Linked DNA regions of Homo sapiens: region 1 is linked to region 2. Evidence: chromatin contacts called from ENCODE Hi-C or POLR2A ChIA-PET data. All regions are on one chromosome and are shown on one strand. Each heading gives the region's core, a stretch centred on a gene start or an enhancer-like site at or near the end of the contact. The rest is flanking DNA. Distances are from core to core; before and after follow the strand shown. Region 1 overlaps MRPS9-AS2 (MRPS9 antisense RNA 2). Region 2 holds the start of UXS1 (UDP-glucuronate decarboxylase 1).

The links. A loop is a pair of places that touch in the nucleus more often than their neighbours do. ChIA-PET counts read pairs that join two places held with the same protein, here RNA polymerase II (POLR2A). Pooled maps may share reads with other maps.
Region 1: a loop to region 2 is called in a pooled map, with 6 times the contacts of the local background. The contact joins the enhancer-like site here to the promoter of UXS1 in region 2. A Hi-C loop is called at or near these places in 1 of 37 single-sample maps with no recorded cell type and 2 of 50 pooled maps. POLR2A ChIA-PET finds 5 or more read pairs at or near these places in 1 of 52 experiments (OCI-LY7).

The regions. Positions count from the first base shown.
Region 1 is chr2:104,971,863-104,978,815 of GRCh38, reverse strand. The region is part of intron 1 of MRPS9-AS2 (MRPS9 antisense RNA 2); the gene reads left to right. Among named protein-coding and RNA genes, the nearest start is that of MRPS9, 63 kb to the left of the region's middle. RefSeq lists an enhancer at 1,651-1,945. Within about 2 kb of position 2,039, at least 3 of the 41 ENCODE cell types and tissues checked have a DNase peak (open chromatin) inside an H3K27ac peak, as active enhancers do; they include OCI-LY7, where a contact is called at or near this core.
Region 2 is chr2:106,189,110-106,196,448 of GRCh38, reverse strand. It overlaps UXS1 (UDP-glucuronate decarboxylase 1), which reads left to right and starts at 2,148. Exons shown (of 15, transcript NM_001253875.2): 1 at 2,148-2,301. The coding sequence starts at 2,208. RefSeq lists a silencer at 2,066-2,675 and an enhancer at 3,006-3,055.

The DNA of each region.
Region 1 (6,953 bases), core at 790-3,289, 1.2 Mb after region 2:
TTGGGCTTAAATTGGAACTGCACCACCAGCTTTCCTGGTTCTCTAATTTGCAAATGGCAGATCGTGGGACTTCTCAACCCCCATAATAGCATGATCCAAACTTTTACAATAAATCTCTCTCTCTCTCTCTCTCTCTCTCTCTCTCTATATATATATATATATATATATATATATATATATCCTATTGATTATACTCTTATTGACTTTATATATATATATCCTCTCTGTATATATATAGAGAGAGAGAGATATCTCTCTCTATATATATGTATATCCTATTGATTATACTCCTATTGATTTTATATATATATAATCCTCTATGTCTCTCTATATATGTAGAAATAGATAAACATCTCCTCTCTCTCTCTCTCCATATATATATATATATATATACATACACACACATGCACACACACAAAGAGAGAGACATATAGATAGATAGATAGACAGATGGATATAGCGAGAGACATATATACATCTTCTATTGATTCTGTTTCTCTGGAAGACCCTAACTAATACAACCAGGTGAAGGATGACTGCAGAAGTCCAGGCAAGAATCATGACAGCATGGATGGAGGTGTTGCTGTAGAAATGGAGAGAAGGCTTAGGGCTACACATATGTTTAGGCATGACCAACTAGAAGTGAGTCAGAATAGAAGTGAGTCAGGAACTTCATAAGTTCCTGCAGCATCTCCTCTACAGAATTTGGCTGAGGAGGTATGCAGTACATTCATTGCTAGCATGCTAATTAGAGGAGAGACACCAGGCATCAGTCTGGTCATCCAAATAGTGAGTAAGGAAATAAGCTCCTTCCTTTTGGATAAGCCATTGTTCATGGGAACCATTGCCCTCATGATTATTTCTTTTCAGAACAGGTGCACACAGACAATGCCTTTTATTTTGTTGGTAGATCCCTTTCTATTGGCACTGCTTCCAACTGCTCTGTTAGCCTGGCTTACCTTTTGCCTTACACCTTTTCATGAGCCACCCATCTTTGAGTGCCATTTTCCATGCCAGCATATGTATGCCTATTTTCCCAGCAGCCCCCAGTGTGGCCCCCTTCCTCCTCACCATGTGTCAGGGTTCCCTTGCTGTATCTATTCTGAGAAGTCTGAAAAATTCTACGGTTAGAGTTTGGAGTTAAAAGGAAGGAGAAGATAGAGCGAGGCTGTGAAAATACCCTGCTAATAGTAGCAGAAATGTACATGAAAAACACTTACCGAGAGATGCCTTTTATAGCATCTACATTATTATACTAACAGAAGTAAATTGTATTTTGATTGTGGCCGGTTGAAAACCACATCCTCCATGTATGAAGTATATAATCAGCTTAATCAGTTGCTGATCCCAGGACAATTTCATCCCAGTGTATTGGGAGAGTGCAAATAACATAGAGTTTATTCCATTCTTCTTAGTAATTTAAATGTCACTTTGTTAAATGAACTCGAAGACAGATTTGCATTACTTGAATTCAGGGTTTCCAATAATAATGTAACACTTTTCCTTCTCCCAATACCAAAGCAATGGCTTAATATAAAAAGCAAGTGGTTAAATTCAAAACATTTTCCCACATGAGTGTCTTTTACTGCTATAATTTTTTTTTTGTTTTTGGTGTCAAATTTATTTTTAAAATCTTGCTAAAGATGCCAGTTATTAGGCGATTGTCTGTCAACTTCAAACCCACTTCTGTGTGGTTTTGTGTTGCTGGGGCTGGGACTCTGCAAACCACACTTTACCTTTCCAGTGGCTTCTCTGATCAACTCTGCCAATAGGCGGTGCTAGAGGGAAGTTGTGCTTTGGAGGTGGAAAGGGGGACCTGGCTCCTTCCTGTTTCCTTCCAGTTTGCTTCCTGTTCCTGCAGTGTCACTCCAGCCTCATCTCTTCATGCAGACAGCAGCAGTTCATTGCAGTAGTAACAGCCGGACCTAGTTTGCAGCTTTTCCAGCACTCAGAACCAGCTTCATCTCACCCTGTGAGAGATGCCTGCACCAGCCAGCTGGTGTCCCTCCTCAGAAGTCTGCATCCCAGCACTGTGGGGCCTCTTCTTCAAGCTTCTAAGCTTTAATAATCTCTACCTCTAGTCGTAGGGGAGGCAGCTGCTTCCTGCTACCTCTGTGATATCTTAGTGTTCCCTTTTTGCCTTTTCAGTTCCTCAATTTCTAGTTAACGGGTCTTTATGCTAAAAGGTCTCTGTTAAAATAGCTGGTGTGGCTTCAGTATCTTGGCTGGACACTAAATGATATACGAGGTACCATGAAGCCACTATGAATGACTGACACCTGTGTGACTTTCCAGCCTCTCTGAGAATTCTGAGCTGCATTAAACAAGACTTAGTGTTGCTGGGCTGTAAATGCCCCAGTTTCACGGTGATGAAGACCCACTATAGCCTAGTGCAATTGATACTGCTGAAAACCTCTGGTCCTGCCAAACATTGTTTTATGCAAAAGCCCATGCAATAGAGACATTTGGAGAAACAAGAGAAATCGAAGCCATAAAAGTAGCATTTGCCAGTTTTTCCAGCTGATGTCCACTGAGAATTCTTTATAGGAGATTAGAAGGATTTCTTTCCCTAAAGAGAGCTGATAAAATAAAAGAATTTTAAGTTCTGAGCTTGCATGCCTGTAGCTCAAAGCTGTCATTAGACTTCTTGTGGCCAGGGTGACAGTATGGTAGTCAGGGAACTACCCTCAGCTGTAAAGTCCTTTTATTCTTCATTTGCAAACACTCTGACAACAAAATGCTGAAAAGGAGCTTATAACAAAACCATGTAGGAGATAGCATGCCTGTGGGGTCAGAAGCCAGCGTTTCTGTTCCTGTAAGGCGGGTGATCTGGGGGAGTTATGTTCCAGCTTCCTCATCTCAAAAAACACAACGATAATTCCTGCCCTGGATAGCTCTTTTGAGAATTAAACAAAATAATATTTGCAATGAAGTGAGCCAGGGCTTGGTATCCAACAGGTGTGTGATGATGTGGGCAGCCTTTCCACTCCCACCAATGTCTGCTCTCTTAAGTCCCAGTTGGGCTAAGTACTCCTAAGTACCCCTAAGTCCCAGTTGGGCTAAGTACTCCAAACTACCCCTAAGTCCCAGTTGGGCTAAGTACTCCTAAGTACCCCTAAGTCCCAGTTGGGCTGACTACTCCTCAAAAGCAAAACCTGCCAGGTTGGTGTGAAAATGAGGTGCAGACTCCTGTCATGGGATAGGAGTCACAATTGTTTCTTGCTTTTAGTTTCTAGTTTAGTGCCACCTCCACCAACCTTCCACTTCCCCTCATTACCACGTCCACACTGTCATGGAACAAATAGAGCCAAGACACATGGTGTACAATTTATGTAGCTGCTTTCACGTTCTACCGACCCTGTTTTGTTTTGTTTTTGTTGTTGTTGTTGTTGTTGTTGTTTTTGAGACAGAGTCTTGCTCTGTCTTCCAGGCTGAGTGCAGTGGCGCGATCTTGGCTCCCTGCAAGCTCCGCCTCCCCAGTTCACGCCATTCTCCTGCCTCAGCCTCCCGAGTAGCTGGGACTACAGGACCACGCCACCACGCGTGGCTAATTTTTTGTATTTTTTTAGTAGAGACGGGGTTTCACCGTGTTAGCCAGGGTGGTCTCAATCTCCTGACCTCGTGATCCGTCCGCCTTGGCCTCCCAGAGTGCTGGGATTACAGGCGTGAGCCGCCGCGCCAGGCCCCGACTCTGTTTTGAATAGTTTGCCATTTCTTTGCTTCCTCTGGGACATTAGGGAGTTATGTTGGAGTGTGGCCGAGAGAATTTAAATCATGTGAAGCTTCTCTCTTGATGTAGCACTTGCTGTTCTATCTATATGGATGGAGACTCACTGCTTTGGGACCACAGAGATGTGGGCTCTGTAACCCCTCTAGGCATTTGAGAGGTCTCCAAGCCTCCCCAGATATCTTTGGTGTCGCCCAGAAAGGAAATGGGTCATTCCCTTCCCAGTCTAGTTCACTTAGTCCCAGAATGATTGAAACAAAACTGAAATCAAATCCATCTCCTACTTAAAAGCCTCAATGACTCCTCATTATCTACAGGATAATAGCTTAGCTGCCACTTAGTCTTCCAAGATGCCCCTTTCATTGAGCCATGTCTTCTGGTAGCCACTCCCTTGAATAGTGCCCTCAGCATTGAATCTGGGCTGGCAGAGAGGCTTTCAAGTCTAGGGCATGGGACTTCGCAGCTTCTGTCCTGTTCTTTGCAACTTCCACTTTGGAGAAGCCAGCTATCGTGAGAAAAGCCCAATTACCCTGATACCTCCATGCTGTGAGGAAGGCAGGGGTAGCCACGTGGAAGGCACAGAGGCTGCATGGAGATGGAGAGAAGCCAGCCGTCCCTCTGTTGCAGTCCAGCCTTCACATGACTCCAGCCCAGCCATCCACTAAGTGCATTTGTAGGAGACACCCCAGTGAGACCAGCAGAAGAACTTCCTGGTGGGACCCAGTCAGACAGTGGTTGAAGCTGGAACAGTGAGGAGCTGGAGCAGGTGGAGACCGGCCACATCCCTGTCTTCACGATGTCTCAGCTTCACCGTGTGTTCACCCCAGGTGGGCTACTTTGGGCTTCCGCCAAGCATGTGGTGGCTTCCAAGAGCAAGTGACCTAAGAAGCAGGAATTGGAAGTTGGCAGTTTCTTGGGCCTTCCCAGGCTTAGAAACCAACATGGCATCACTTCTGTCTTATTCTATCAGTCAATCAGTCACAAGATCCAGGCTCAAGGACAGGGGACTCAGACATGCTCTCTTGATGGGAGAAGTCTCAAAGAATTCAGAGACCACGTTACAAAGTGTTTCAGTCCGATCTCTGGCCAAAAATTACTTATAATTCTCTCATGTGCAAAATACACTCACCCTTTTTCTTCCTTGCACACATTCCTACCATTGCAGGCACCATACTGTTTTAATTAATCATTTACATGTTTGCCTGCGTTTTGAACTTCCTTAGAAACAGATAGGGTGTCAAATTCATCCTTATTTCCCTTGTGCCTGGTATGCTTATTACACAGCATATAATAATACCCAGTGAAGGATGAACCACTAGGCCGGGTGTGGTGGCTCCCCCTGCCTGTAATCCTAGCACTCTGGGAGGCCGAGGCAGGTGGATCACCTGAGGTAAGGAGTTCAAGACCAGCCTGGCTGACATGGCGAAACCCCATCTCTACTTAAAAAAATACAAAAAATTAGCCGGGCATGGTGGCAGGCACCTGTAATCCCAGCTACTTGGGAGGCTGAGGCAGGAGAATTGCTTGAACCTGGGGGTTGGAGGTTGCAGTGAGCTGAGATCATGCCACTTCACTCCAGCCTGGGCTAAAGAGCAAGACTCTGTCTCAAAAAAAAAAAAAAGGATGAACCACCATAAACTATACTGTGCACACATACAGTCAACAGATTGTGATGAACATGAATTGAGAAAGTAGAATATCAACTAATGGTTGGACTGAACATAGTATTGAATGACACATTACCTAAACAGCTATCTCCCTCTTCTCAAGTCTATTCAAATCATTTTGAAAATTAAAAATAATTTTTAAAAATTTGGAAGTAGAAATGGAACCAGCAGAAGGCTACTCATAGTGTTGCTAGGGGAGCAAATAATATTAACATTTGTTATCCTGTCCTATCTGCTCACTCATGTTTTATCTTTATTTTTGCCTTCCTTTTCTACTGAGCTGGGTCAGGTGAGAGCTGGAGTCAGGCTGTGGCCTTCCTCAGTTGGCAGGTAACTCACCAGTTTGTTCATCCTTCTTTTTCTCTTATTGAAAGCACTTTGATCCAACCTGTCAGAAATATAAGCCAGGGCAGTAGGTCAGTACTGCCCTGAGCCATCATGAACTCTTGTCCATGGGAAAGAGGGGATTTGGAGAGCAGAAAAATGGAGACAAGTTTCAATTTAGATTCAAAAAAATCTAGGAGACAGTCCCATGGTCATTAGATCTTTTCTAAATTTGCAGCAAATGGAGGAGTTTTGAGCTCCAAATGTTGTGATGTTTGTCCCACATCTGAATCTTGAAAGGAACCAGTTTGTGCCTCAGTCAGTTTGCGTGGAACCTGGTGCAGGATTGAAGTTACAGGACGGTGCTCCTGGAAGGGGGTAAGGATTCAGTGGTGAGGATCTAGGGCTAGCCAAGAGAGGGAAAACCATCATTTTATTCATTTTCTCACCAACACCTAGTTATGTACAACCTGCCTTGTGCCAGGCACTGATCCAGTCCCTAGGAATATGATGGAGCACTAGGCAGTTAGGGTTCCCACCCTTGGGGAGCTTACATTTCAGTGAGGGGGACACATATGTTTTAAGCTAAAAATCCATGTGATACTTATAAGTTCTAGAAAGGAATCAACAAGGAGGTATCATGGACAGTCAGTGGACAGGGCAGTATTTTAGGCAACGTAGTCAAACCTTTCTGAGGATGAAACATTACAGTTAAAACATGAGGGGTGAGGAGGAGGCAGCCAGATAGACCTCTGGAGGAGGAGATGCAGCACCTGGTTCTAGGTACCTGACAGAGGTGGATGGAGTGAGATCCTGCAGCCCTCTCAAGCCAGCTTGAGGGGTATTTTAAGGACAATAGGAAGTCATTAAAGGGTTTTAAGATGGAGAGTAAAATAGTTATGCTTTAAAACCTTCAGCCTGCATACTGTATGGAGAACAAAACAGAACTGGCGACATCAGTCTTCATACTCATCCAGTAGTCCAGACAAGATAGGAAGATGGCTTAGACATGAGGAGTGCCAATGAAAGTGGGGAAAATGAATGGATTTGAGGCATATTTTGGCAGTATTGCCAACAGGACCCACGGGTAAATTGAGGGAAGAACAAAAGAAGACTCAAATTTCTTCAGAACTGTGTGGCCCCTTATTGAGAGGATCATCTTCAGATGCCTATAGACATCCAAGTGGAAATGCCAGCTCAACAGTTGCATATATGAGCCTGGAACACAGAGGAGC
Region 2 (7,339 bases), core at 899-3,398:
GATGGGCTGGGAAGAAACAAGGGGGTCTGGGAAGAAACAAGAGAGGCAAGGAGCACAGGGAAATGGTGCTGCCTACGCCCAAGATCCCCGGAGGAGCTTGGAGGGTCTCTTTGGCATCTCCCTCCCTCAGGCCTTCTTACCTCCACTGGGTGCACACTTACTATTGCTTACTTTTTAATTCTGGCTGCGGCTGAGCAAGACACCAGTGTCCTGGGACACCAACCGCCTTCTGGGTGGCAATAATGACAGCAGCAGCTATTTCAACTGCAGCTGCTAACGGTATTTCCATATACTTAATCCCACAGGGCAGAAGTTGGCAGTAGTGTCCAGCAGCAGAAAAAAATGCTAACTGGGAATGCTGGGCTTAAGGAGTTTAGTACAGAAATGGCAAATACCCCACAATTTCTGACCTTTGTCGTCTAATAGGATACCTATCAACTAAACCCTACCTAAAACCTAAAATGCTTGAAATCCGCCTAGAAGCTTCAGTCTGATTTTGCCCATAGGTCAAATGTTAATGAACTATTATTTTCTTCCATTTCTGCTCCTCATCTTTAATCTAAAAACCACGGAGTCATGGAATGGGAAAGGCCTAGAGCTCCACTTGCTCTAGTTCTCTTTTCAAAAACCATAGCCAGAAAGCCACGAGGAAATGCAGACTTACAAACAAAATCGATTTGTTCCAAACTGGTGTGCTCTGGGGGCCTGGCCCCTCTGGGAACCCAGGACTCAGGCTCCCATGCCAGGTGTTTTGTCACTTGGCAGCCTCCTTGGACACGTCAGAGTCAGGGAGCTGGGCTTCTCGAAAGAAGTCCACTCCATCTATGGGCAGCATGCATAGCAGGGGCAATCCGCCTTAGCAAACCGCTCAGTGTTTCCTCCTAGTCAGGGATTCTCAACAGGTTTAGGGGAGGGGTAGGATGGAGGTAGGTTTTATCAGAATCACATCATTTGCACTATAGTTTGAAAGATGTAACATAAAGCTGCTGCTTTAGTACCAGCTGCCATATTTCCTTTTCTTGGAGGTTTCTAATAAATCTAAAGGAGGGTGATCTATTAAGTTTTGCAAAATGGCCTGAGGTTCCAAGAGGTAGGAGAGCCGCTGCTGACTTCAACTTCTCCGTATAGCTGAAGATGACCTCTTGAAGCCTGCAGATCCCAAATCCGGGATCTCTCTTAATGTGGCATCACACACATCTGTGTGTACCTGTCTTTTTTTCCTCCATGGGACCAGCTCTCTCCAGATCCAATGACAAGCTTCCGATTATCTGTGGATCTTCTGATACATCTCCTTGCTTGTAATCATCATTCAGTAAATGCTTTTTAAACACAGGTACCTCCTATGCAATCAGTACAGCACTCATAAAACAGATATACTCAACAAAAAGATTGAATGAAACACACACGACAACATGGTCAGGGTTTTTCTCTAGGCAGAGACAGCGCAATTTCATCTTTTCTTTTCCAAGTCTATCCTAAATTAATATACTTAGCACTGCTTTTTAAAATAATAATAAAAGACTATTATTAAAACAAAGGCACCCCAGTTGATCATAGCCAAGGAAAAAAAACGCAGCCAGTTTTTACTTCGGCAAGGTTTAGGGGATTTATCATTTTCGCTGCCGATATTCTAACTAAAAAAAGCCAACTAAACAGCCCAGAGAACGAGGCAACTTTCTGAGGCAGGCATTCAACTTCTAAGGCTCGGCCAAGTTTAGCAAATAAGTTTCGTTTCACTGCAACACCGGAATGCCCACCGCGTGCCCCCCTCCGGGCGGGGCTCGGAAACTGGCCACTGCAGTCGTGCCCTTGGGTTGGGGACGCACCTCAGCGAAACGAATCCAGCCGCACCTCCCGGCTGGCACCCGCGCGCTTTAACTCAGGGAAAACAGACCGGAACGCGCATGCGCCGCGGCGCGCCGCACCGCCCACCAGCCCTCCAGGTCACATTCTTCGAAAACCAAGGCAAGAAAGGCGGCAACTGCGCCTGCGGGTAGAGAAGCCGGAGGGGCGGGGGCGGAGCCGGAGGAAGGGGGTGGAGGCGCGCCTGCGCGGTGATCCCGCCAGCAGGAAGCAGGCGCGCGGGGGCGGGGGCGCGCGGCGGCAGGAGGCGGGGCTCTCGGGGCCGCTGCCGCCGCCGCCGCCGCGCATTGTGCAGCAGGCGGGCCCCCGCGCGGTAGGGCCCTGGACCCGCGCGGCTCCCGGGGATGGTGAGCAAGGCGCTGCTGCGCCTCGTGTCTGCCGTCAACCGCAGGAGGATGAAGCTGCTGCTGGGCATCGCCTTGCTGGCCTACGTCGCCTGTGAGTGCGCGCCCGCTGCCAGCTGGGGAGCCCCATTCATTCCCCGGCGCCGCGGTGGGCCGGGCGGCGGTGGTTCGGGGCCCCGAGGCGGCCCTGCAGCCCCGCGTTGCTCCCCGCCCCGGGCGGGGCCGGCGCTTTCTGCTCCCACCCCTTTCCACTCTTGCAGCAAAGCGGGCCAACTTGGGCGCACACCCCCTACCGCTTAGGCCCGGGCGCGGACCCCGGGCGGAGGGGCCCCTAGCAGTCCTCGGGCGGCCCCAGGTCTCTGCCTCCTGCCCGGGCGCGGGGGACTCGGCGGCGGCGCTGTCGTCCATGTCGCGCTGGGAGCCGGCGAGGGTCCCGGTCGGGGACTCCGGAGCGTGCCGCGTGGGGATACCCTTGGGGACAGCCGAGGTCGCGCCGCGGTGTCGGTTAAGTCGGATAAAAATACTGTGGCCATTGGCAGAGCCCCCGCTCCGACTGTTTGCTCCTCAGGAAAATTACTCAGCGTTTAACTCTTGGGGAGCCAAGTGTGGGCGGCTCCCCGGCCCGCGGCCGTGCCCAGGTGTCGGGGCGCACCGGCATCCCCATTCTAGGTTTTCCCCCGGGGCTCGGCGGCCGGGCGAAGCAGGCAGGCAGCTGGGTGGCCGGGCAGGGCGTGCCTGCAGCTTCTCTGTGCGCGGGTCCAGTTTCTGTCATCGCTCACAGCATGCTGCCTGGAGACAGGGCAGGAGGGGCACTTCGCAGGCAGGTGGTCGGCCCTCTGCTTGTTAGGGAAGTCAGAAACCGTCCTTTTAAAGATCTATTCGTTGGGAATGTTTTAATTGATGCTATTAATACGTTACCAAGTAGCAAAATTGGACTAGAAATAGCTCCCAGTGTGAGCTGCGTTTGAATGCTAGCCACCCAGACACACACTGAAATGAAATCACCTGCTAACCTGTTGGCGTTACCAAGATCTGATTCCAGAGGTGAGTGGGTACTTCACTTGTCTGAAGTGACTTCAGTTGAGCTCTAGGAAGGCAAGTATGAGTAGATCCAGCCTGTGTGCTACAGCCCAGCTGTTCAGGAGGTGGAGCTGGAAAACCCCAGCAGGACTCCGGGTTGCTAGGGGAGGTTTCAGGCGTCGGATGGGTGTTAGATGTGTGTAGTTTTGCAAGGGAGGAAGAACTAGTCTAAAGTGTGTGTGTGGTCAATCTTGAGTAAGAAAGCTGAGACCCAAGAGGAAAGACCATTTAAAGTTGAATAACTATTATTATGGCAGTAATACTACCTACATTTGTTGAGTGCTTAACTGTGTGAGTCATGATTCTTAGTGCCATTGTCTCAATCATTGAGCAACCCTGGGAAATCGGTACTATAATGATTCCTATTTTAGAGGTGAGGAAGTTAAGGCCAAGAGAGATTAGGAAATTTATGGATGATCACACAGATAGTAAGAGAAGGAGGGCCAAAATTTGAACCCAGAAAGGCCTGGGAGCAGGAGCTAGAACCCAGGTCTTCGAACAGCAGTTTCAATGTTTATTTTGGGGGTATTCTATAGTCGCTGCAAGGGTTTAGAATTAATAAAGTAGGGGATTTATGGAGCCATGGGAAGTTTTTTTTTTTTTTTTGAGACGGAGTCTCGCTCTGTTCAGCCCAGGCTGGAGTGCAGGGGCGCGATCTCGGCTCACTGCACGCTCCACCTCCCGGGTTCACGCCATTCTCCTGCCTCAGCCTCCCAAGTAACTGGGACTACAGGCACCCGCCACCACGCCCGGCTAATTTTTTGTATTTTTAGTAGAGACGGGGTTTCACCATGTTAGCCAGGATGGTCTCGATCTCCTGACCTCGTGATCCGCCTGCCTCGGCCTCCCAAAGTGCTGGGATTACAGGCGTAAGCCACCGCTCCCAGCAGGAAAGTTTTTTAACCAATCATTCATCTGACCAGGAAATCTTACCAAGTCCTTACTGTTGTCCCTGAATTTGGCACTAGGAGACACCATGGGGTGCTAAAACTTAACTGGTCTGTGCTGTGATGGTACAGACCCTATACCACATAGTGTAGCACGTTGATTCTCAGACTTAAGCATGCATCAGAATCAGTAGGGTTTTTTTTAAAAAACACAGACTGCTTGTCTCCCACCTCAAGTTTCTGATTCAGTTGGTCTGGGATGTGGCCTGAGAATCTGCATCACTAATAGGTTGTTCTGTATGCTGTTGCTGTGACCTGACACCACTTTGAGACCCACTGGCCAAGATGGTGAGGTGGGCATGAATTGGAAATGAAGGTTAAATTACAAACTGGTGTGAGGAAAAGGAATGCATGAGAACTATGCCAGGAACTCCTGAGTGAGAGCAATCAGGTACGTTTGTTTTGTTGAGGAATCAAAAGTGAGCTGAGAATGGACGGCTTATGTAGGAGTTAACAGGGAAGTCATAGGAGAGAGCGTGTTCTAGGAGGAGCAGTGTGTGCAGAGGTCCTGCGGCAGCCAAGAGCAGGCAGTATTCTAGGAATGCAAAGAAGGATGGTATTGTTGGAGTGTGAAAACAAAATTACAGCCATGAGGCTGCCCAGGCAGACAGGGGCCAGAGCAGGCAAGCAGGCAGGCAGGCCTGGGGTGCAGCCCACGACATGGTTGATTTTAGCTATGAGGGGTTTAACACAGGGTGGAGGCAGTGTTAATAAGGAGCAGGTATGCTAAGTCTGAGCCACTCTGCAGGGAAAAATGTTACAGGGCTTGTGATTGATAACACCGAAGGACACTGAAAATGTAGTCCCTCAACCGTGATGTCTGTGTTTTCTAATCTCTGCTTTTCCTAATTAGTAATCTTGCCCTCCCTGTTACAAGTAAAATCTCACCACTGTTTGAAAAAACTGTCCATACTTCCCAATTATATACACCCTCACTGTTAGCCAGCCTCCGTTGCAGAAATGCCCTCCCTGTTTCGGGAACAGAACTCAAGTTCTGTTAGCCTTTCTCCTTCTCCTCCTTACATCTTTCCCAAAGTCTTTGTTACCTACTCTGGCCCTGAGTCTCCTCCTTGATACCACATAACTCTTCTTCATGTCTTAGGGTTGACCACCTGCTAACTTGCATTGTACTTGAGTTCTTTCCCATTCATATGTTGGCTTTTTTTTCTCAATGAAATCCCGATTCTGAGGACAGGGATTGTGTCTTATGTGTTTCAGCCCTTGAAACATTTATAGCAGTGCTAATGGCTCATTGAAAGAACTCAGTTTCTGCCCTTTGTGCTGAATCAAAAATCAGGCCAACCTACTAGGTAGCTCCTGGGCAGACTGCTTGAATTACCTTTAACGTATTTTTTTTTAACATGCATATAGTGTAAAAAGTTAAATAGCTTCTGCAGGGCCAAACAGTATCCCCTGCCACCATTTCCCTCTCCCCAGAAGCAGGCACTTCATTTCTTTTTTTTTTTTTTTTGATACAGAGTTTCGCTTTTGTTGCCCAGGCTGGAGTGCAGTGGCGTGATTTCGGCTCACTGCAACCTTGGCCTCTTGGGTTCAAGCGATTCTCCTGCCTCAGCCTCCTGAGTAGCTGGGATTACAGGCATGCGCCACCACGCCCGGCTAATTTTGTATTTTTAGTAGAGACGGTTTCTCCATGTTGGTCAGGCTGGTCTCAAACTCCTGACCTCAGGTGATCTGCCTACCTCAGCCTCCCAAAGTGCTAGGATTGCAGGCGTGAGCCACCGCACCCAACCCCTAGGCATTTCACTTCTTTTAGTTGATTATTTTGGTATTTATCATTGTGCCATTGAATCACCTGGCTTCCTGATTTTTCAGTTGTAGATATTACCTAGTGACTTTGTTCTTTGGGAGATGATTTTTTTCTTCTCTTTGCCCCTGTACATGCTCTCCACCCTCCTATATAGATGTGGTATAATCTCACGGAGCTCATCATGCAGTGTTTACAAGCATGACTATGTAAATGCTGTTCCTAGTGAGTCATGTTGTAGGTTACTTTTTGTTTTCTCCAGCGAATAATTGGCTGGTGTTCTAATTTGCTTGCTTTCTATGTAGTATGACAGATCCAACTCCAAACTCTTTGCCAGTTGTCTGTCGCGTCTTCCCCCATGATGTTCATGAGCATCAGGATGCCCCTTGGTCAGCACCCCTTCCTGAAGAAGGGCCCCGGGGCCTTCTACTGCAACTTGTGGATACATCTGAGGGTCAGCTGCCAGCCTCACCACCTGCACCCACATCAGCCTGGACCTACCCACTGCAGGACTTCTGTTTCCTGACTTCCTCTTCCTGACTCCCTCTTGTTTCACTCCCTGGTTTGGATGTGATGGGAAGTGAATTCTGAGACTTTACCCATAAGTATATTTTCTGCCTTCATGTCTGATAGATTGATAGTGTAGAATTATAGAAAAAAAGTTCCTTTAGAATTTTTGAAGCATTGGTCCAATCCTTTTTGGCCTCCAGTATTGTTGAAGAATTTCAAGCCAGTCCTTCTCTTTCTGAAGATTGTAGCATCTTCCTTTCGGGTCTAGTTGTCAGTGCTCGCCACACATGTCCAGCCCCCTGTCCCCCAGGCTCTTGGTAGGATTGCCCTCCCTTCCTCACTCCCTGAGCTTGATGGCCTCACATGGTTGTTGTGCCAGTGGCCTGCCCAGGAGCTGAGCGGAAGTGCTACTTCCACTTCTGGGCCTGCACTTCGCTGCGAGTGTAAGTTGCTGCCAGAGTTTTCCTTCCCTCTAGTTAGGTTCTGAACTCAGCTTGACAATGATGATACTCAGCTTGCAGAACCCCCTCCCACCCATGCTATGACCCTGTTCGATTGAAATAAACTTGAAGAATAAATCTTGGTTGTTGTAGGCCTCTGAGGGCTTTTGGGCTGCTCATTGCTGTAGTTTAACAATGCCTGCCCTGACTGATACATCCGTGGTGTTCCAAGATCCACAGTGCTAGGCCTTGGTGTATTTTATCCAGCATGTTGGGCATTTTTTGTGCCCTGGCAATCCAGAAACACTTATTCTTCAGTTATGGGAATTTTCTTGAATTATTCTTTGGTGATTTTCTCCCCTCCCATTTTCTATTTCATCTCTTTCTGGG